Regions from separate parts of the Homo sapiens genome. Here all the other regions are linked to region 3. Evidence: chromatin loops called from intact Hi-C (ENCODE). Cell type or tissue: sigmoid colon. All regions are shown on one strand.

Region 1 (8,000 bases), 190 kb after region 3:
TGTGTCTGTTCTCACAGTAGCAAGAGTGATCTCTGGAATTGAGAATGCTCTCCTGCAGTCCCAAGCCTACTGCCAGGACACATGGATGTGATTTTGGACAGTGAGCTGGCTCCTCAGGCAAATAATTTTTCTAACAAATTCTCTCTCTTTCTTTTAATTTATCTGATCATTGAGGAGATATCAAATTTTTATTACATGTAAATCTAAAATGCATATGAAATTAAGAGTTAGACAAGTGCTTTATAAGTCTTGGGTCTATGAAGATGAAGACAGGTAATACAGAATTTCAGTCTTGAAGAGATCCTGGGAGATTTCATTACAGATGAGAAACTGTGGCACTTAGAAGTTACGTAATAAACCAGGATGCCCAGCTCACTAGATGAGAACTTTTTGCCTACTCTTATTTGCCTTATTTGTCAAGCATATATTTTTCCAGGACATAGATTTATCATATTCTTAAGAACATATGCCTTTTAATTCATCCTGTGTTTTAAGAAAGTATAATAGGAAATGTTTATATTCTGAAATTTCCCAGTTTTGATTCTACCTTATGGATTTAGAAAATAAGAGTAATAAATTATAGCCCGCATATCATGACTTTGTGTCTAAGTGTTGATTTTAAATTGTTTATTTCTTCCTTTATTCATACCTTTATTCCTCCCTGCACACCCATTTTTGCTCATAAGCAAATTGCATATTACATTCACATTTGATGAGATCAACCCATGATTAGTTAATCAAATATACATGTAGATCATGTATGTAGACTCTATTTTGGAAGTTTGAAGAAGAAGAAGAGACAGCATTCAAAGGGAAGACAGCATTTCTTACAATGCAAGTGTCTCAAACTTCCATTCTTTTTCAGTTTGGGAGGAGGGAAGCTCAAAGGCCTGCACCTAGCTAGGTCAGTTTCAGGATTTCTGCATGTTGACAGATTCTAGTGCTTGAGGGTACTATGCATGGAACTAAATCATGGATTCTAGAAATAGTGTCCTGAAGCAATAAAAGACGAGAACAATGGCCAGATATCCGAAAGCATGCCGACTACCTAAGGGTGCTAAATGAAGAAAGGAATCGAGAAACCATGAGGCTGAAGATAGAGGCAGAGGGAGGTAAGACTGGGGAATTCCAGAGCAGCGCAAGACATGAGTCCCTGTGGGCATTGCCGCCAGCTTGCCGATACATTAAAGAGGCTGAAGCAGAGTAAATAGGGAACGGTTTAGGGTGGCAAAATGCTAGTAGGAGGAGATTTGATCAAAAGCAGAGGTGAAGGAGGCTGTCCTTAATCAACAGAGAGGATATTCCACTCTATGGGATTCAGGCAGCTAGAGGGATTGATGTGGTTGCACACAAATTTGAAGATGAAAGGGAGATGAATGATGAAGCCATTCACATCATTTCCCTTTCATTTCCTTGATACAGTTGGAGGCTAGGCCATTTGTGTAGGGTGCTGGTGAGGACTAGGCAGGGGAGAGAGGAGCATGGTGAAGCCTTGCTTGCTGCTACAGGTTGCTTCCAAGGAGAGGAGAAAGACATTCCAAACAGAACTGTGGGCTCAGCTGCTGCTGCAGACCACCGATGTGCCATGACACTGATCCACACAGGTGTGGGGCTTCTCCAGGAGAGCTCAGATACAGGAGTGGGGACGACCTCCTCTGGATCAGTTTGGGGATTGATCCAGACTTGGGAAATTTTCAGGACAGGCTTTCTAGAGAGATGAGGGTCTAGAGAGAGTACAGGGTGCTGACTACTAGGAGTGAAGGAAAGAGGGGGCTGGAAATGTGTGGTTAGAAGGTTGATGCAAGAGGAGTGAGTGTGAGTTGGAGTGAGAGGTGTGTGAGAATGCAGTGGAGTGATGCCTGGAGTAGCTCTGGTGGTGGTGGATGAGGGAAATTGTAAGAACAGTGCTTAGCATGAATGAGTTTCATGAAGATCAAAATCTCCCAGATAATAGAAGAAATTTAGTTAACGAGGAAGACTATGAATCGGGCACCTCCAACTTCAAGGAATGTAATGAAGCAGCAGGAAGGGGGAAAGCCATTGAAATTGAATACGAGCTTCAAAACAAAGGAGCTTTTGCATAAAAAATTACAGGAGGGATGCAATTATAGTAAAGACAGGGAGGTGAAGTAGAGGATGACTGAAATATTGTGAAGGGAGAAAGGGTTATGTAACCAATGTGAGCCTTCAAGAAAATGTAGCTTATGGGATGCAGACTCTAACCCCACCTGCTCACTGCTGACTGAGTTCCAAAAAAAAGTAAAAAACAAAGGTAGCCTCTTAAGAGTAAATCAGCTTGATGTACACGTTCTTCTTCCTATGTGAACAATTGGTTCCCTGGATCATAAGTCCCCCGTGTTAAGGCAAGTCAGGTTGGTCTTTGGTTTTATGCAGCATCCATCCATCTACTCTATCAGTCAGTCTGAATAGAGCACCTTTTCTATGCCAGGTATTGTGATGGGGGCTGAGGAAATTGTTTGAAATGAAAATAGAAGTGACCCTTCCCCTTATAGCAATTCCGGTCTAGTAGAAAAGACGTGCATGAAGCAAAGGGTCACCCTCCAAATGAACAATTACCACTATGATGAGGTCAACCCAGGAGTTACAGGTACAGTGAGAACGTGCGATGTGGGATGGACCTCATAAGAGGAGTTGGGATCATCCTCCCCAGGACACAGCATTTGAGCAACACGTGGGAGCTCATCACAGCAGAGTAGCCTAGGAGCGGTCCAGCGTAGGCAATGGCCCTGTGTGCATGTGTGGGGTGGGGAGTGTGAGCACATCACAAAAGGAAAGAAGGCCAGCGCTCCACAGTCCCAAAACAGCGGGAAGCACAGTGCCAGGAGAGCAGACAGCACCCTGGAGGCCAAATAAAAAACCTGGCATATGTTCCTGAGAGTAATGGGAAGTGATTGAAAGGTTGAGAACAAGGGAATGACAAAATTAGATTTGCTTTGAAACGATCGTTTCAAATACTCAGTGGAGAATGGACTGGGGGGAGAGGGGAGGAGAAGGTAAGATTAGATATGGAAGATCAGAGAGGTTCCAGTAAAGAATGAATGATAGGAGGTGCAGAGAGCACTGAGAAGAGCACATGGCGTACGCCAAGCACTTGACAAATGTTAGCTATTAGACCTATTTAGATTTCAAAAGAAGGGCCCCAGAATGGCAAGATAGCTTAGGACCATGTCAGCTACGTGTTTATTCCTTATTTGCATATTATATCTATTTTTCCATTAGCTTCTAAAGTCAGTTTCTAGAAACCTGTCTAGTCAAAGTATAAGGATTTTTTAAATAGAGCCGGAACAAAGGAAGGTAACACACGAAATGTGTTTAACTCGCCCCTTGCTTATTCTTTCAACTTTTAAAAACTTAAAATAGTTTCACCAGGCCCTGGTCTTGCTCCTAAGTAGATTCGTGTCCCCATGGCTGCCTCTCAGACCCGTAAATTCCTGCCGGTGCCTCAGGATTCCACAGGCTTCTTTACCGCTGCCCCCCTCGGCTTCTCTCCATGAGGCCTTCTTTAATGCTGATGAGTTTCATTTCAATTACTGTCCCTTTCATCTCAAACACCAGTGAGGCAGAAGCAATGTATAAAGTCAAATTGTTTCTTTGAAAACTAGAATTTATTGTGTCCTAGTGTCACTTTTATTAATCGTTGAAAGTTAATGGTATCCAGACCAACAGAATTTTGTATAAACATTTAACTTTTTTTTCATCAAAGAGAAGCCTCTCTGACATTCTATATACGGCGATGTGCCTTCTGTTGCAGACTAGTTACACGTAGTAGATTTATATACACTGAAGAACCTAGGAATTTGACCCTTGAATAACATCACTAAGAAAAATCATGTTCAGATCAGGACAGAGCGGAACCTACCATACAGGTAACTGGGAGTCTTTTAAACACTGCCTGCTTGACTCCCACTTTACCTCCTGGGGGATCTTCCACACTTCTGTCCCCGTTACACAGGCTCAAGTTGTGTTGGCCATAATGGACTTTCAGGAAAAGAGCAATCCTCTTTCTTGGATTCAGAGCCAGATTCACTTGGAGGGAAGCATAGAAAATTATCCTCTAGATAACATGAGGAGAAGAAAAGTAAGATGCCTTTTGCTTTATTTTTGGCCTAAACTATTTGGAGAAAAATTCCTGGGAAGATATCAAAGGAACCCTAACTTCAACGTTAGAAATATTTTAGCAAAACATGACACCCTGGGGAACAAGAAGTTATTCCGGAGGCATAATTTCTCCCCAGGGTAGGCAGAGTCCTTATAATCATTGCCCCCAAGAGGGTCTTGTACCTTGTGATTTGAGAATAAATTGAGAACAAATCTTAGTAGTTAGGATGAATGCCAAAATTCACACCAGTCACTCCTGACTTTTCAGAGAAGCATGTGGATTTCTTGCACACTTAATGCGTTGATCAATTGCCTGCCTGCGTGCATCTCAACAGACGCTTAGTTTTCATTATAGATGTAGCATTGCCCATTCGGCTCTGTTCTCAAAATTGGATTGTGAAAATAATTCTTAGCAATGCTGCTTTAATTTATCTACAGAAACTTCATAAAAGCCATTTTATTAGATGAGCCAGAGTCATACTCTATGTCTGATGTGCTGCACGTGGCAAGCAGCATGATTTATATCCTGGTGCACAGTCTGCCATAGGCAGGCATTTTAATGCTATGCCGATTATTTAGATGTATTCAGAATCTTGCCCTTTCTTGCCAATGGACACTAAGCTTTCTCCAAGAGCTTTATGTATGTGTCAAGATATTCTTTCCCTCTGAGAGATGCCAAAACCAGATTTATCCCCAAGGTTAAAGAAATGAGGGAGATGTCCTTTGCTTTTCTCCACTTCTTACTCCCAGAAAATAATTCATCTACATCCACACAGAGACAGTTCTTGGCATGAACAAAGGTGTCCCAAGGGAAACCAGGAGGCATCCATGCAATTGTTCGTGATTGTATCATGATGTATTTAGCATATTGGCTGACGTTTAGGTTTAAACACTAGTCTGACCCAAAATAAGGCAAAACAAAACAAAATTTGTAAATATTCACTCATGTTTTTATCATACTTTACAAAATGGGTTGAAAATGGAGTGACAAATGTAGAACTTGCAAAATGTCGATATAGTCCAGCAGGTAAAGAAATCTAATATCAGAAATTTTTTTTTTTTTAAAGCCATGTACCAGCTTTTTTCCAGTTAAGTTTCTCTGATTTTCTTCCTTGAATCTGAGATAATTTGTATATAAAATCTATCTTCAATCACATAAGCAGAGTCTTTTTGTTGTCGTTGTTGTTTTTGGTTGTGAAAAAAAAAGATTTTTTTTCTTTCCCCTTTGCCACTTATATAGCAGATGCTTCATGCTAACATTTATTTCAACACACATCCAGGCATGACTGGGCTTCAAGTAGGTAGAAGCAGGAAGGATGGGGTTAACAATGTATGGAAGCTATTACAGTGCAGATAATATTTATGGAATGTTACTTTTATCTCTCTCTTGCTTTATTTCTTTATTTAAGATTTCCCTTAAGAAAACTGTTTTGAGATCGGTAATGATTTCACTATGTATGAGCATCTCATATGTGTAACTCTCAGGTGAATTGTCCCATTCAGTCAATGATATTTTTAAGTGCAGCTGTCATTGTTTACAGAGAAAGAAGATATATAGTCACAAATGTATTAAACAGATCTATTAGGCAGAAGCAACCTGGAACATAATCTGAACTTACTGCCTAGAATCATCTCTCTCTCCCTTAGAGGTGGGCCTGTGCTATAATTCACATTGGTGGGGCTTGAGAAATAAGGAGGGATGGACCAGGTGCCAAACCTGCCAGCACCTTGATCTTGGACTTCCCAGACTCCAGAACTGTGAGAAATAAATTTCTGTTGCTTCTAAGCTACCCAGCCTATGGTATTTGTTACAGCATCCCAAATACACTAAGACATAGATCAATGGAATAAAACAGAGAGTCCAGAAGTAGATGCATACACGCATGGCCAATGGATTTTCAACAAAGGCACCAAGACAATTCATGGGATAAATAATAGCTTTTCCTACAAATGATGTGGCAACAACTATTTAATATATATCCATATTTTTAAAAAGGAATCTCAACCCTTATTCTCATACCATACATAAAATTTAACTCAGAATGGATCATAAACCTAAACATAAGAACTAATATATAAAACTGCTAAAAGAAAATACAGAAGAAAATCATCATGTAGAGAGCATCAAAGATTTCTTAGGACACAAACCATTAAATAATGACAATTGGATTTCATGAAAATTAAAAACTCTGCTTTTTGAAAATATTGTTAAGAAAATGAAAAGGCAAGCCACAATATATTTTTTAAAACTCAACAACTAAATTAGACAAACAACATAACAAAGAATGAGGAAAATATTTGAACGGACACTATACAAAAGAAAATAATCAAGTGACTAATAAGCACATGATGAAATGCTCAGTGTCAGTAGTCACCATGAGACACCACTTCACACTCCCTAGAATGAGTAAATAAAAAAGATCAACAATACCAAGCATTGGAGAAGATATGGAGCAATGAGAACTCTCCTACATTGTTGATCAGAACATAAAATGATACAACCAATTAAAAAAGTTTTAAAGTTTCTTGCAAAGTTAAACACACACTTTCCATACAACTGGCAATCCCATGCCTAGCTATTTACTCAAGGGAAATCAAAACACTGGTCTATAGGAAGACTTGTACATGAATGCTCACAGCAGCTATAATCATATTAGTCAAAAACTGGGAGCAATCTAATGCCCATCAGCATGTAAATACATGAATTATGACACATCCATACACGGGAATACTAGCTAGCAATGAAAAGAAATGAACAACATGGATGAACCTCAAAAACTTGCAGAATGACACAAGCTAGATACAAAAGGAGTACATACTATCTGATGCCATTTGTACGAAACTCTAGGAAGGCCCAAAGCAATCTATAGTGATAGAAAAGCCAGCCAGAGGGTGTGTGGAGATGGGAGTTAGGCGGAACTGACTGGGAATGGGCACAAGAAAGTTTTGGGGGTGATTGAAGTGTTCTGTGTCTTGATTGTGATGATGGTTATATACGTATATAATTTTGTCAAAACTCATTGAAAAGTGCACATGAAAAAGCTCTGGTTTGTCTCTGGGTTTTACCTGTTTTTAGGGACAGGCTGTGGAATATGTACACGTTGTTCTGGCCTCCACGTCCCCCTGGGGAATGCTGGGGACTTCCTGCAGCCTGCCTGGGCTGAAGGAGAGCCTGTGGGCTCACACCTTAGAAGAGGGAAGCTGGCTTCACCGGCCAGCTGCAGGCTTTTAAGGAGGCAGGAGCTGGAGGGGAAGTTGTGTCCTGTGGAGACTGGATGGGGTCACTCCATTTTCAACCCTGGGCCTCACAACACTAGGAAGCTGCACCAAAGCTCTGCTAAGAGTCAGTTATATTAGGGTGATTTTGCCTTATTTTATTGCTCCCAATTCCTAGTTTTCAGTCTCGAAGTCACCCTGAGGTGGCCCACTTTCCTTCCTGCAGGCATGGTCTGCCTAGCTGCAGTCACAACGTCTGCAGAAAAGTCAGTTTTCATCAGAGACTGCTGGTCTCACCAGCAGAAGTAGAGGGAATCCCGGTCCTCACCCAGTCTCATTCCCAAACCTCTTGTGAGTGACCAGAAGGACTGGGGCTTACCAGCTCCCTGCTTTTTGCATCAGGAAGGCACCAAACTCCAAGTCCAGAGTAGACTCTGCCTTACAATCCAGGAGATATACCCAGAGAGAGGTTGCCATACCCACGGGGGTACTATACATACCATTACACATCAGCTGGAATGGACACAAGGAACTTAGTGCGGTTTTCTTCTCTGTTTTTGCCTTCCTGGTGTCCTCTCCTTTACCATATGGTGTGATCACCCTCTAGGGGTCAAATGCCTCTTCGCATCCACACGAACATTCAGACTCACTTCAAGCCAAGGAAA
Region 2 (8,000 bases), 520 kb before region 3:
AGACTGCACACCTTTCAGAAGAGATTGTGTGACAAAGTTTTTTATGGATGTCCTGGTTGTGAGATCTAATATCACTCTGATCCTTTTGAAAATGTGCTATTTATGCACAGGCATAATTTAAAAATTGCCGATGGCATCTCCCATGTTAGATGACACTAAAATGTGCTCCTTTGGGTAGCATTACAAGTGTGGGGATGTTCAGGGCTCAAAATAGCCAGAACCTTTCTGCTCTTTGAAGTTGGAAAGCCCTGTTACAGACTGTCCATGAATCCTCATCATAAACTGCAGAGGGCTGACGGATGTTCTGGGGACCAGGATTTCTGGTCTGTTTTCTTCTCCTCAGTGAATTTATAACTAAGGTCTATAAATTATTTCATGCTAATTTCATTTTCTATGTGGGTCAGTGATCAAGCCTAAGGATACAGTCATAAAAAATTATGCGGATGCTTATATAAGCGGATTATTTTCTGAAATCACAGAACTGCTGACCTTTGGCTCATGACCAACATCGGATTTGTGAGTTTGTTCACTTGGCTTAAAATATAATATACGCAAGAATGCTTTCATGAATATATATTTATATCTATGTATAGCAGAGGATGAGCTTTTACGTAAGCAAGCGTCATGAAAAGCAGGATTACTATAATGTACCTATTATATTTAAAAGGATGCCGTGTCTTGTAGAATGTATGTCTAAAAGATGCTTTTTCACTAAAAGCCCAAGAACAGACTGAGTGCTACCTAAAATGCTGAAATGTCCTAATGCAGTGAAGCAAAGATCCTGAAACTGAGAGGTTTCACCTCCAAACCTGAGACTCCTTTGGGCAGAATTGATTCCCATTAACTATGAATTACATCTATTCAGGAGCTTGTGTGATTTGCAGCATATATATATATAATAAGATGAGCACATCAAATTCTATGCATTAGGGACAAAAGACTGGCTCTGATAATTAGTGCCATTACCTTACAGTGTTCTGACACAGGCCCTATGCTTGCTCACAGCATTCCTGTGACAGGTTGTTCCATCAACAGGCAGACTGGGATATATGGGGCAGAGGTATGGAGACCAGAAGGAGAGAGGGAGCACAAAGCCTGCATGTTTGGAGAGCTACTCTTCCTGTAAATATATGGATGTACATTATGGGTTAGCTTAGAACCAAGGACGCAGCCAATATGTAATGAGATACAAATGTGTCGGCTCCTGCACTTCCAGAAACAACAGCCCATACAGGTGCACCTGTGCCCGTGTGCCCTTGTGTGTGAACATACACATTATCTACCCACAAAAATTCACAAATTCACAAGAATACAGGTTCAGGAAATGTATACCTCACAACAACATAACATAAACAAAATATATTAACCCTTCACACAACTTTTGCCCACAAATTTTGTTGTGATCAGTGACTGAAATAAAATATAATTAGAGACTAAGAAAAATGTTCTCAGACTTACTGAAGTGCAAGATTCTGCAAGCACAAAGTTGCATACAACAAAATTTAATCATAAGGAATACAAAATCTGATAGGAAAAATAAGAAGATGCAATGATCTGTAATATAAAGTGTGAAAGCTATGTAAGGATATAGACAGAGGAGGGATCATTTTTCAGCTAGGATAATCATGGGAGGCATCAGTTATTAAGATTCTATATCTGGGCTTAATGCCCAGCTCACGGGATTATCAGTAAGTGCTAAATTAGATCATGTACATGAAGTGCTTACCAGGATGCATGGAACATAGTAAGCACTCAATATACAGAGCTTTTATTAGGAGTCATTTTACTTGGGATGCCAAAAAGAAGTGTCCTCAGCAAAGGTCCAGTGGCAGAACCACTTCATGCACCTAAGCATGGCAGTGCACAGCACCAGCTTCTGGAAGGTTTCATTCATGGTCATGATAGTGAGAGGTCAGGACTAGAGGGATGAGCTTGGGCCCTGTGAGAACTGACACTTACACAACCTTAGGGAGTCTCAAGTCTCCCTATAGGAAAGAGGGAGCCATTGCAGCTTTCTAGAGAGGGAGGTTCAACCGAATCAGAGCTCAGGAAACTTGTTTAGCGGTATCTTTGGGGGAAAAATGAGCTGTCTGATCTGGAGTAAGAAGTCCTGTCAGAGCTACGGTCAGTCTAGCAGCCCTAAATGAGCAGGACAGCCAGAGGAACAGAGAAGTGCCAGCAATTACTCCCTTCCCATTACAGTCCATTATTTTCTTGGCCACACTTAGAACAGCAAAGGGCTTGGCACATAAATAGCTTTAAGTATTTGTTCAATGAATAAATGAAGTTGCAAATAAGAGAGGAAATAAATGAAGGCAAATCACTTGATTCATCTAGGATTGTGAAATTGCACAAATCTGGATTTCCTGGACAAACTTAGTTTTGATGCGTCTGAAAATGTCCATCAGTCACACACAGGGCCAAAGTCTTGCATATAGAAGAGAGAAGTATAATTTGTTTGTAAATATGTCTGTGGGTAGAATTTTAATTATGTATTTATGATAAAAGTTAGTAATTTAAGTAAATTGCTCAAGTGTGGTCAATGACATTACTACCCAAGATATCCTTATCTTTTAATCTTATAACAAACACTCAACTCTCACACAACATTGCACTTTTTACCTTGGAGAAGAACACAAGCTCAACTACACCACAATTAAAGCAAACAGACATGTACAAATATTTTAGGTCCATAAAAAGACAAAAAAGCTTGGTAATTGTCTTTATATGTGTGCATTCTGATCCTAACATACCCTCTGTCCAAACTTCTCCATGATAATAGGAGACAGCATTGGCCTAACATCTATAGGAATGAATGCCCCCTAAATTTCTAGTCAAAATTACACTTAAATCTATGAAATATATGAAATACATTCTGTTAAGTCAAAACCCCTTAAAATTTTAAATTGAAATATAATTCACATGCCATAAAAATAATCCCTTTAAATTGCACAATTCAGTGGCATTAGTACATTCTAGACATTGTGTAATCATCACCATTACCTAATTCCAGAATATCTTCACCACCCCAACAAAAAAACCTTGTATCCATTAGCAGTCATCACTATTCCCTCTCCCCTCTGCTTTTGGCAACCACTGATCTACTTTCTATCTCTATGTATCTATCTATTCTAGACTCCCTAAAATTTTGTACAAAACAAGTGTAATAGATTATATTCCAGCTACTGCATACTGTAAAAGCATTTTTACATTAAAAATGGAGATGTGGCATCTTTAAAATGTCTTCAAACAGTTAGAAAATGAGATTCCGAATAACTCCAGTTTCCATGACCTTTTCACACAGAAAGTTGGTATATATATGAACTTACATGTGTGAGTTTATGAGTGAGTGTGCTTTTTACAGAGTGCAGTTAATCCCTTTAGAGATGTTTTTGCTCTGTCAGTTTCAGCTGAAGAAAACATGGTGAGAACCATCTTTGCCACCTTAAAGCCAAAAGTCCACTGAGCAGAATGGCTCACTTTGTTTCTATCAAGATTCTCTCTGCCCAGCTCTCTGTCTGAAAGATCATGAATGTGTTTGACCTGCACTGGTGAGATGAAATGACAGCCACTCCAGGGTCTCATGTGTGCACGATGTTCCTTCTCTAACACATTTCAAGCAAACTGATGACACGCTGTGGTGCTGAACTATGTCTCATGTTAACAAATTCTGGTTAGCTATCCTATTTCCACTCAAAATGTGGGGAGTCCTTTTGTTAATCTCTCAATACATTCAAGAGAAGATTTCACAGACAAGCCAGAATTTGAGCTAGACCTCCAAGGCCAAATTGGAAGTCTGTAGGAAGATGTTCACTAAAATGTAAGCAATGAATTTGGAATAATTTTTATTCTTATGCCTCTCTACAATTTAGGGGGGATCGCTACCTAAAAATAACAGTAACACAACAGGAATCACCCTGAAGCTTTACTCAATATGTTTTCTTAAGTAACTGCCTAGAAAGTATTCTGGGTTTCTGAGACCATTTTCCAAGATCCTTTGGAATTTAGAATGTCTGAAAATTGCATTTAGCCAAGGCTGGTTGCTCTGTAAAAATCTTTTTTGATATAATACCATTTGAAGATACCACTTGGAGGAAGCAAATAAAAGTGGATGACTTAGCAGGAAGCTGTCAGCTGTCAACATGCTACTTCTTAATATATCCTTGGGGCTTATGGGGTCATCCTTTGCATGGATTCCTGCTATTTTGGGCAGCGTGACTGGCTCAGATTCCAAGTCAAATGCTCCCACTGTTTGACCAGTAGGTGGCAGTTCAAAACAACATGAAACTAGTAAGTTCGCAGGGGTTTTAAGAAGTTTCCTCCTCATCTCTTATTATTCTCCAAATAAGATCCAGTTTCCAGTCCCACCTAGGAAGCTCAAGCCTTCACCTGCAGGGGCAGAGCCCCTCATGCTGGGAATGGCCAAGGGGAAAACAAAACAGAACACACTGCGCCTTCCCATGTGCCTTCCCCGGGATAGTTCTTTGTTTCCTTATGCAAGCTCCATGCCCACTGAGGATGCTTACCTCATTGGAATGCGTTCTGTTTTGGTGTTTGGCGCGATCAGAGGCATTTGAGAAAGCCTTGTTGCAACCTTCGTGCTCACAGACGTATGGTTTCTCTCCAGTGTGAGATCTCAAGTGTGTTTTCAAGTTTTCTAGTCTCGAGTAGGCCTTTGTGCAACCTTCAAACTGAGGACAACAGGTAAATCTGGATTACTCTGCACAATGGCAACAGCAGCTTATGCCTAACACGCCCTCCAAGTTGATGAAAAACTGATGTTTCAAGGGTCAGCAGCTTTTCAAAACCCAGGAACAAAAAGTCCACTAAACTCTGCATTTATTGGGATTCAGATGTAGCTTGGTGTAGTTCCAGATAAAGAGTTTTCAGTGCCAGTAAAAGTCCTGAAGTTTTTTTTTTTAATAGACCGCTCAATGTGGACAATGGGTTTCATTATCTGCTCATTGATCTCCTCAAATTCCCACTGATTTCAGATTCAGCACAAAGTTCATTAATATAGCTTTGTGTCCATACAAAGACATGGAATTTGATCATGTTTGTAAAGGGCCTTTAAGATGTAAAGTACCAGGGCTCAGCGTGCCCAGTGCGCCTCGTGGGCACCTCAGTGAAGAATGCACAACCTTGCGGCACCCCCTTCCCATTCCATACGCCTATGCCTGAGGACTCACTAGGAAAGGAAGGGAAAACTTTAAAACCTCGTATAGGGATTAGCTGTTTTAAAAGTCAACTTCAACTCTGTAAGTTGGAAGCTGGCACTTCCCTTTGCCTTCCAAGCCCCGTGGTACCATAAGCTGTTGGGCTGCGGCCAGCAGGGTGGCCCGCTATTCATTCCCAGTGCCAGCCACCACTGCCCCCTTGCCACTGTGCAGAGCTGCGCTGTCCAACTCAGTCACTCAAACACCGAGGCATTTATCACCAGACAATACTCTAGTCCTCTTCTCTTGCCACCCAACCACGCTTCCCCTGAGCTGGTGTCATCAGTTTGCACAGCTCTTATGAGTATGGGGAAGGACCCAAGTGTGCCTGCCACCCACTTCTGTACTCACAGTGCATTTGTGAGGCTTCTCGCCCGTGTGTCTTCTCATATGCACTACCAACATATACTGGGCTTTGAAGGGTTTCTGCTCTCTTGAGCAGTCCAGCCACCTGCACACGAACTCCTTCTTCTCTCCATGAATATGGTCGTTATTTATATGCTGGGGTTTGGAAAAAGAGAGAGAAATCAAATGGAAACGTATTCATCATTTCTGAAGGCGACAGAAGAAAATGCAGAAAATACCCCAATCTTAAAAATTCTAAAGACCACAAGAATAACTTTACCATATTACAGATTATAAAAATTCCAGTTAGTACACTTCTCAAGTAAATTTGCTTTTGCTAACTGTGTATGCATGCTTCCTAACCAGTGGGAGTGGCAAGACCGGGATGGAGCCTGGCATTCCAGGAAATATACTACAGTACACTGGCCATCTGAAGAGCAGAGTTCAATTCCAGGTTTGGGACCAGCTAGTTATGAAATGAGGTGAGCCACTGTTGACCTTTCTGAATCTCTGTCATTTTTCCTTGCCAAGGCTGGCGATTGAGGCTAAACAACTGCAGAGATGTTCTCCAACTCTCACATGCTGGGCCATGGGTTAGCACCGCGGCTTAGGCTTCAAAAAGGGAAGGCACACACAGACATGCACAATTCCAGAACAAAAAAACCAAAAGCACTTGCAAATGAAACTTTAGCTCAGGGTTAATCAGACTGCTTCCTGAATAAGAATTGCAGAGAAAAGAATTATACTGAGGAAGAGGACTGTGTGGTCATCAACAAATAAGTTAGTCTTTCAGGGCCTTGGTTTTCTTCTTGTAGAAAATAAATGACTGGATTCACTAGTTGCTAAGGGACTTTCTAGCTCTAAAATTCTATTAATACAGTTTTTAACATAAAGATGAAGTTCTCTGAATTACTTACCAATTCATGGTTTTAGAATCATTTAATTTCTTGGATTAATACAATTAGGAATCATTAGAAACCTACTGCAGCATGAGAGGAAGAGAAGCTTCTTAATTTGAATCAAATTAAGGTCAATTTCAACAGGTTGAGCATACTATTTCAATGTCCAGCTATGGACTACTGAAGACATTTGCATCCTAGGTTGATGCTGTTGGTCTTTATTTTCTGGTGATTCTACATTTTATTTGCCTTAATTTAAGGCTTGTGGGAACACTTTCTGAAGTATACATAGAACTACATCACCAAAAAACTTCGTTCAATAAGAGAAAGCTCCCTTTGGCTCCATGCCTCGTGTGGTAGTGACACAACCTCTCATTACTTTCCTGCTGAGTCCAGGGCTCCTAAAGCGGTGGTCGCTGTGAGTCTGAAGGTGAAGTTCTGCCCTCAGAGTGTGCCTTTCCCAGTTACTCCACTAGATGGCCTTTCGCTTTAGGTAAAAAAAAGTTTTACAAAAGTAAAGTTTTCTATGCTGTTTCTGGAGTTTAAAACTGGGTGAGGACAGAGAAAAGAAATTGTTGTTCTCTATCTCCTCTCCTTGGAGCAGTTCCCAGAAAAATCTGATGAAGAGCAGAGAGAGAGTGGTACATTGCAGCACACAAGAAGAGAGCCAATGTCCCGTCAGTAGCTCCAAAAATGACACAGAAACTGCAGTGGTTGGGGAGCAACCCCACGGCAAACAGATGTGGGTTTCCTATGAAAAGCCAGCCATGCTCCATGTCAGTGTTTCTTTAAAGTTATGATGATGCACACAGGTATAGGAAGAGAACAGATGTTCTGGACAGGGGTCAACGTTCAATCCGCACGTCTGCTTCTAGTAAGTCTTTGTAGCCCATACACAAGACCAGGGCTTTCCCAAATGTGTGCTGAAGCCCAGCCTTGGAAACCAAGCTCACATCTTACAGAGGGGTTCTATGGATTCTCAAACGGGAGAAAAAGAAATGATCATACAAAAACACTCCCTAACAGTTGCTCTTGGTTCAGTTTTCCAAGTCATTGGAAATAAAGCTTGGATCCTTGGATTAATGCATATGAAAGGGAAAGAAAAAAGGAAGGAAGGGAGGGAGGAAGCAAGGAAGGCAAGCAGAGAGTGAGGGAGACAGAAGGAAAGGGAAGAATAAGGAAGGAACACAGGAGGGAGAAAGGAAAAGGTAAAATTGGGAAACTGAATTATAATTTGTGCTGAGCCAACTGCTTAAGGTTGGATCCATGTCTTATTAGTTCCCTGTTCTCTCTCATGCTTTTATGAGGATGTGCTGGGTGCCACTCACACCAGGCCCTGTGCTGGAGAACATGACAGACATGATTCTTGCCCCAAGGAATTAAGTCTACCAGAGGGAAACAGGTCATGGCTTAAATTACTATACAATTACAGTTGTGATAGGCATTATGAAGGGAGATAACAGGGTTTTATAAAAACATGTAATGGGATCATAAGTCAGTGTGCAGCATCAGGAATCAGGGTCCGCTTCTCCAATGAAGC
Region 3 (8,000 bases):
CAGAGGTCATGTGAGCATCTGTTTCATTGGATTTAGAATGACAAAAAAATATGGTCTCTTGATAATTATTTGCCTTAAAAAGAGCTAAATAGTGGCTTTCAATAAATAGTATATTCTCTTAGTTTTTTTCTATAATATAAAATATAAGGTAACATACAAGAAAAATCCATCCAGGTTTCCATTAGTCTAAAACCCTTTGCCAATTGTAACTTTTCTCAGGGGGTTTTTCTAGAAGCCATTGGGCCAATTATTGTGCCCTGGAAATGTGCGAGGGAAGAGCTAGCAAATCGCCCCTGAGATCTGTATCGACTCATCCCTTAGAGACAGCAAACGGCATATCCCCAAGCCCTGAATATCTTCCTGCCAAACTCCTCTGGGTGCCTGTGTGATAGACATGTGTCTGATCCACAGGGTGGAGGCACCTAACTCCACCCCTCATTACCATTTTCCTTTCAGTCATGTGCTTTCAGCTGCACCTGTTGTCATGCTTAGCCCTATAACTGTTTACTTTGATCTTATTGAACTTGCTTGTAATAACTTTTGCGCATTCATTGGACAAGCTATTACCAGACCCACACAATATTCTTAAGAAATGCATGGTTTAGTCTGAGTAAATAGGCAGGTGAGATATATTTGTAGAGCTTAAAAATAATGAGCTGTTCGGTCAATATGTCACCCTTCACAGATAAGTAGCTGATCTTGATATATATATATATATATATTCTGAAAGTTCATAGGGAATCACTGAATTCACACAAATAAGTAGATTGGTTTTCAAATTACTTGTGGTGAAAATGAATTTATTCATCCCTTAAATATACCTAATAAATAGCTGCAAATGGGAGAATTGCTTACCTTGAGTTTTTAAACAATTTAATTCTGTATTTATTATAGGATAATGCTCTTGGTAAGAACGTAAAGCATTAGCTTTGGGAAAAAGAAGATTTACTATTTTCCACTCACTGATCCATCAAGGAAGACTCTACTCCAAGGCTCTGCTCCTTGTTCATCTATGAAACAAATTACAAGAGAGAATATGGAGTGGACAACGGATGCACCCAGATCAGTAGCTAATAATGTCTAAGTCAGTGCCCTGGAGCCAATCTGTTCCTCCTCTCCCCACCCCCATAAATAAAGGCAATGCAATTTCCATCACTTTGAAAGTCCCTTTTAAATTCTCACTTGAGAATTACTGAGTTAGTGCAAAATGCATACCCTAACAAAACAAAACGAAATAAAGCAAAACAAAACAAATGCCTTGAGTTCAGTGTACCTACAACCAGATGTAAAGTTTAATTTTTGAGGCAATGGTGTCATAAAGCACCCAATCACTTTTGCTGAGATAAAATTAACTCATTTGCACATCCACTCCATGAGACTCCATGTGAATGACCTGTCCCATGCACCTGTTGAGGCACAGCTTGGGGTGGACACCAGGCAAGATCCCAAGATAGGCTAGAACTGTGGGCAGAAAACCAGCAGGCATGCAGGTCCTGTCCATGAGAGTTTGGGCCCAAGTGCCCAGGGTATTAGTCAGAATAGGCACCCCATTTCCCCTGCTGCTCACTCCTTCAAATGGAACGAGTGTGCCAGTGACCTTGGTGTGCAGGAATTAACACTTGTAGCTTAAGCATCGGGCAGTCTGAGTTCAGATGCCAGCTGTCTAGAGGGATGCTGAGAAATGCCAACAGCTCAGAGTCTGAAGACGTGGAAGATCCAGAGTCCTGAGGGAAACTGAGCTGTGTGTAGCCCTGCCCCTGGGAGACCAGGGAGATGGGACCTCTAGTGCCAGATCATTCCCAGGAAATTGGAGTGAGCCCTGCACACAGCAATACATCAAATTTTGAGAAGTTCTTATTTTATCAGACACTAATACTGCTGATTCCTTAAGTGACTTTTTAACAGTTTCTAATTATCAAGAAATGAGGCAGTATCTTTCATTCTAAGAGCCTAACGCCTCATGAATTTAAAGAAGACTTTTTAAATTGTAAAAATAATATTATGATAAAGCAAAAACTCAAGCAGTGTAGATAGGTAGCAGATAAAAAGTAAGTCAAATCAGTTTCTAATATATTTATTTTGTATATACACTAAAATATGGTTCTAATATTTTTTCAATCTTAATCTTGGGTAGTTTAAGGAGAAAATTGTATCATGTCATCTGTAAAAGTGATAATTGGTATCCTTTCCAGTAGCCTTTTATATCATATTTACATAGTTATACAATTTATATTACACACACACACACACACACACACACACACACACTCACACCTGATAGAGTTGGCTTTTCTTTTTTTTTAATTTGATTCTAATGGACGTGCTTCTAGGATAGCATATCCCAAAAAGGTGTATATTAAAAATTGTTCAAAAGAAGTTTAATATGAGTATTGTGAAAAAGTTCTGCATTCTCAAATAAAAGTGGTAGAAAACACTATATTTAAGAGTTAAACTTGGTGTTTGGATTTCTCAGAGCCTTTAATAGGCTAATTAGGACTTTAAGGTGACTCTCCAAGGGGAACTGGTCTGTTTGGCAAACTGGTCCTTGACCTCAGGACATATGTACATGAAACTGTTATTAATCTTTTAGTATGTACTATATCACGAACATCTTCCTGTGTTGTTAAATATTCTTCTACAACTGTTTCTAATCAAATATATGGAAGCTGTTAATTTTCTTACACTCCTAACAGTTTTTGCTTTACATGTTTTCAGGTGCAGTTCAGATTTGTGGCCCTGAATTTTATACAATTTTAGGAGTCACTTTTTAGACAAAGAGTACAAAGTCAGAAGCACGAAATTGTTAGTATGCCTGTTTGTTTTCTGCTGCTATATCTTGAATGGGAATGTTGTCTGCAATGAACACAAAAATCTCTCTCTCTCAATATCTTTGCTTTATTTGATATTAAAATTGATCTCCCTGCCTTCGCTTTTCTCTTTGCTTTATCATTTTGTTTTTGTCAGCTTCTCTTGTATTTATTAGAAAAATATGAAAACCAAAAGAATTTGCCTTGTAATAAGATACATTAAATTACTTCTGAAAAGGTTTCATGTCATCCACAAATAAAGAGCTGATTCAGAAAAATTTTAATAGTAGTAATAGTATTTACAGAAACAATTCTAATACTAACAGTGGGTACTCACTATGTGCCAAGCATTGAGTTATCTACTTAATATGGATTACGTTTTGATAGCACAAATCCTATAAGATAGGTACTACTAATATTCACATTTCATAGATGAGAACGCTGAGGCATGCAGTATTAGACAGCCGTGAGTGTGGAGACAGATTCACACGGAGCCCACTGAGAGTCTGGCCTTTTATGAGGAAGCTTCCTCCCTCTCTTCAACAAGAAGTCCGGGTCTGCATCGCCCTGCTGAGGATGCTACTATGCAAACGCAGGGAGTCTACAGATTACAAGTGTAATAACATAATGGAATATTTTATATAAAATCTTGAAACAGACAGATTTCACATCAGGAACTGTTAGCATGATGTCATGTGATTCTAATGCCTATTAAATTTTAAAGATCAATCAATAAATTATAAATAAACAAATAGTGACCTACAAATGTCTAAGTGAAGGTGGGGGCTCCGGGGAGGGGGAGAGAATTTGAAAAGTCTGCTCGACCCCTTGGCAGCGATTCCAAGGCTAAGGGAAGCTCCCTCTCAGGTGCCTGACAGCAGGAGCAGCCGGATTTTGGAAAGGGAGGAGGCCGGGACGCATGCAGCTTGGTGGGGGCTGTGTCCGAGGTCCGCAGGGAGAAGCTGAGCGACAGCCCCAGCAGGGACCTACTGCTGGCGCCCACTCCCCGCGGCCGCTGGCCAAGTGTGGGCTCTCGGGTTCGTTTCCACCCAGCGCGGCGGTGTTATTCGGAGAAGGAAAATAAATGTCTGCGGTTGCTCTGCCGGGCTGCGGGGGCGGTGCCCTGGAAGGAGGGGCTGTGCATCTGCACCATTTCTAGGAATGTCCGCCCTCTGGGAACCCAGCCCTGAAGTGCTCTGAGAATGAGCCGTGTTTACGGAAAGCCTCTGTCTCATGCTCCGCATTCTCCGTTCTGATTCTGACCACAGCAAGAGTGGACGCTCTCCACGCCTGGAGATTCCCATTCCAGCTTAGCCTTGCCAGGCACCCATTCTTATCAGGGCTGCAAGATCTTTCCCCTTGGGACCCCAGGGTCCCTACATCCCCTCTCAAGGGCTTAAGCTGCTCTGATTTCAAAAGGCATGCATTAGGGTGCCCCCTCTGCAGCCTAACCACTTCCCACACTGCGGAGCAGAGCTGCTAACCAGTCCTCTCATTCCTGCTTGCTTTGGCTAGCTTTCAACACCCCAAATCACACACACCAAATGCAGGTGGCTCTACCTGGGAAGGGGAAACGATTTATTGTGAGGGGCATTTTGCATGTTGCTCAGTGAGATGAAGGCAAGCTTTGAGGAAAAAGTTCAGCTTTTTATTTGGCCTCTTATCTTTGAAAGTCTAATTAATGAATCCACAAGTAGAGCATTTACCTGGACATTATAAAATACTTTGGATTTTCCTAGCCTCTGTGCCATCCCCTGATGAACCCTGAAGCTCTCTTTTTCATTATGTGTCTCAGAGCAGGCAAACTCCAGGAAGCCCAGCCTGGCGAACGCTTCCCATCAGACAACTCTGTCTGGAGCCACCATTTGAAAATATCCCCAAGGCTATTGTATTCAACCTTTACTTAAAGATCATTTCTATGAGGCATCCAATTTCTGCGGCTCCCTTGGGCTGCGGTTTAAGACAGGCTTCACAGTATTTACTGTTTATAGTTTTGAGCTGACAGCTATTTAAGGGCAAGAGATTTCATCTGCCACCATGTCTCACAGCTTTTGCCACCAACACATTTACCAGACGGAACAAGCTGGAACTTTGTGAAACCAAGGAAACAAGTGTAATATGGTTTAGGGGGAAAAAAATTAAAATTTGGAGTTATTTTCCTGCTGATTGTTTCTGTGTGCTCCGTCACATTGAATTATGGGGAGCTGGCGTATCAATGGCATCTGTATGGCCTGCAATAATAGCCACTTGTTCATCAGACATGTAGGATGGTTGGCTCTACTGATCTTGGCTGAGATCACCTACATTCATGGCTGGCTGTTGGCTGGGGTGACCGGGGTGACTGATCTCTGCTTCCCACGCCTCTCATCCTCCAGCAGGCTAGCCTGGGCATGTCATCAGAGTAAAGCAGAAGCACAGCAGAAATACTCGCGGTCTCTTGAGACCTAGTCTCAGAATTAACTTACCATCAAGTCCAGTGAATTCTAGTCTAAAGAAAGTTCAAGGTCAGCCAATTTTTAAGGCAATGGGAGAATAAACTCTGGAAAGAACTGTAAAGTCACAAAAAAAATCACTGGACACAGGGAGGTTTGAAGTATTGGTGCTATTAATACGATCCACCATGGTTGTATACATGCCTTTCTCCTCTTCCCTGGAGTTCTTCCACCATGTCTTATTTATCTTTCTGTCTGCCAGTTCTTAGGACAGCACATGGCATGTAGTCAGTATTCACTAAGCAACCTTGCATTACTTTGCGCATGAGTGCACATTAGAATAGGCTCCGATACTACAACTACATTTTAATTTTTTTCTTGCAACAATTACATCAGTATTAGAGATGCCTCATTGCCCTCCACCCACACCTACTTCCAGCATTTCCTCTTTACATTTCCCTATCATGTGTCTAGGTCTGGATTATTTTTATTTATCTACTCAGCATCCAATGGAGCTTTTGATATATTGCATCATTTTTGGAAAAGATGTAACCATTTTCTGTTTGACGAATTCTCCTCCACAATTCTCTCTATTCTCTCCTTCTGGAATGCATATTATGTGTATGAATCAGACTTTTCTTATTACATCCTTCATGTTTCTTAACTTGTTTGTTTATCATCTTGTCATTCTCTTTTTTTTCTCCTCTTTTCTGTCTCAGGCTATGTCTAGTTTTGTTGTTGCTGTTGTTAATACTTCTCTCTTCAGTTATGTCTAATATGTTAACAGAGTACCTCACATAGGGGCTGTAGCTTAGAATCACCTGGCAGATTAACAAAATATCAATGCCTGGTCCCACCCCTAGAATTTCTGGTTTAATCGGTGTGGGTCAGGAGATGGACATCAATAACTATGATGCGTAACCAAGGTTAAAAACCATTGATTACAACTTTTTTTTTTTAGAATTTTTTCTCAGTGACTGTATTTTTTTCAGCGTTTCTACTGGAAAAAAAAATCCACTGACTCTTCTTTCATAAACTCTGTTTTTATTTTTATCATGCTATTTCTTCCATAGGACATTTCAAACAGGTATATTTAGATCTCTTTTAGATTGCTCCATTATTTCTAACTCCTAAAATGTAAATTCCCTCATTAGTTGAGTCTGTAGACTGTTATGATGTTGAACTTCTTCAAAAGCTTTATAATTTTTGACTATGAATTCATCTTGCATCTTGTGCCTTGGGTTATAAGGACCTCCTAATGGATTGTTTTCACACTTGCCTGTGCCTGGTCCTGTGGATTTCATCGGCTCCCAGTGATGTTTTATGTAAGTGCATCTTCTTAAGGTTTATACTACACACACAGCTCCGACTCAGGGTCTGTATCTAGCCACACATAGGCTTGGTGTTCTGAGCTCAAGCAAGTAACATGTTTCACAGCCATTACCTGGGGCAGAAGGCTAATTTCCAATCTGGAGGGTAAGGATATCTGGATTTTTATTTGTGAACTCACAATATATTCCCCAGTTCACGTGGGGAGCCCAATTCTGGCTCCTCAGCTGGCATTTGTCATTGGGCATCCCCATGTCCAATTCTTGGGCCTGTCACATACCCCTATTTTGTGTGTGTGTGTGTGTGTGTGTGTGTGTGTGTGTGTGTGTGTGTGTGTTTTATTAATATTTCTTTTTTGAGCACTTACTTACATTCTGCACCACTCACCTTGGCAACACATCTTTTGCTTCTTTGTACTATGTAGATTTCCCCTTCATTTTTCTTACTTGGAAATATCCCTTTGGTACTCTTAAGCTAGTACATGTATTTTCTCAATAAAATTTTATTATAGATAGCTTCAAATTTACAAAAATTGCAAAGATAATGCAGAGTTCTATATACCCTATGCCCGTTTTCCCCTCTTGTAAATATTTGATGTTAGTATACTACATTTGTTACATCTAATGAATTAATATTGACATGTCATTATTAGCTAAAATCCATATTTTATTCTGATTTTCTTAGTTTTTACCCATGCTCTTTTTCTGTACCGGGACATTTAGTCATCATGTCTCCTTAGGCTTCTCTTGGCTGTGATGCTTTTCTGGGCTTTTCTTAATGCTACCTCTATCTCTCTGGTCTTCTTTCCAAAAACTCATGACCTCAGTTTAATTATGAGAACAATATCAGGCATCATGTCAAATATAGTCATGTCTCCTTAGGCTTCTCTTGGCTGTGATGCTTTTCTGGGCTTTCTTATTTTTGATGACCTTAACAGGTTTTTAATTTTAAAAAACTTAAAAAAAATTTTTTTTGAGACAAAGTCTTGCTCTGTTACCCAAGCTGGAGTGCAATGGCATGATGACGGCTCACTGCAATCTTGAACTCCTAGGCTCAATGATCGTCCCACCTCAGCCTGCCAAGTAGCTGGGACTACAGTTGTGCTGCCATGCCCAGCTACCTTAACAGTTTTGAGGACTACTAGTCAGATATTTTTATAGAATGTCTTTCAGCTGGGAATTTGCGTGATATTTTTCTCATAATTAAACTGAGGTCATGAGTTTTTGGAAAGAAGACCAGAGAGATAGAGGTAGCATGTCTCATAAGGGGATATGGAAAGTAAGAAATATCCTGGGGCTTACTTGAGAAGAAAGCCACTAAGTGCAGCTCACACTTAAGGAATGGAGAACTGTGCTCCATCTCCTTGAGGGAAAGAATCTACATAAATTATTTGGAATTTTTCTGCACAGAAAATTTTGTCTGTTCTTCCCTG

The links. A loop is a pair of places that touch in the nucleus more often than their neighbours do. Peaks named below come from ENCODE experiments on the same cell type or tissue, not always from the same donor. Only the 100,000 strongest peaks of a DNase experiment are listed, where the experiment ranks them.
Region 1: it touches region 3 in a loop (4-fold over the local background); 4 of 110 quality-filtered maps call a loop at or near these places.
Region 2: it touches region 3 in a loop (3-fold over the local background); 3 of 110 quality-filtered maps call a loop at or near these places.

Annotation. Positions count from the first base shown.
Region 1 is chr7:42,683,299-42,691,298 of GRCh38, forward strand. The region is part of intron 1 of LINC01448 (long intergenic non-protein coding RNA 1448); the gene reads right to left. Among named protein-coding and RNA genes, the nearest start is that of LINC01448, 19 kb to the right of the region's middle. RefSeq lists an enhancer at 3,257-3,805. In sigmoid colon, a CTCF peak has its summit at 7,977 (motif pointing left); a DNase peak (open chromatin) is centred at 3,455.
Region 2 is chr7:41,973,032-41,981,031 of GRCh38, forward strand. It overlaps GLI3 (GLI family zinc finger 3), which reads right to left. Exons shown (of 15, transcript NM_000168.6): 11 at 5,568-5,717; 12 at 4,527-4,691. Among named protein-coding and RNA genes, the nearest start is that of GLI3, 260 kb to the right of the region's middle. In sigmoid colon, CTCF peaks have their summits at 4,254 (motif pointing right) and 6,946; a DNase peak (open chromatin) is centred at 6,855.
Region 3 is chr7:42,489,760-42,497,759 of GRCh38, forward strand. No RefSeq gene overlaps it. Among named protein-coding and RNA genes, the nearest start is that of LINC01448, 210 kb to the right of the region's middle. RefSeq lists enhancers at 3,749-4,249, 3,851-4,145 and a silencer at 3,851-4,145. In sigmoid colon, no CTCF peak of the experiment used is centred here; DNase peaks (open chromatin) are centred at 1,497, 3,324 and 3,982; H3K4me3 peaks cover 1,118 bases; H3K27ac peaks cover 1,406 bases.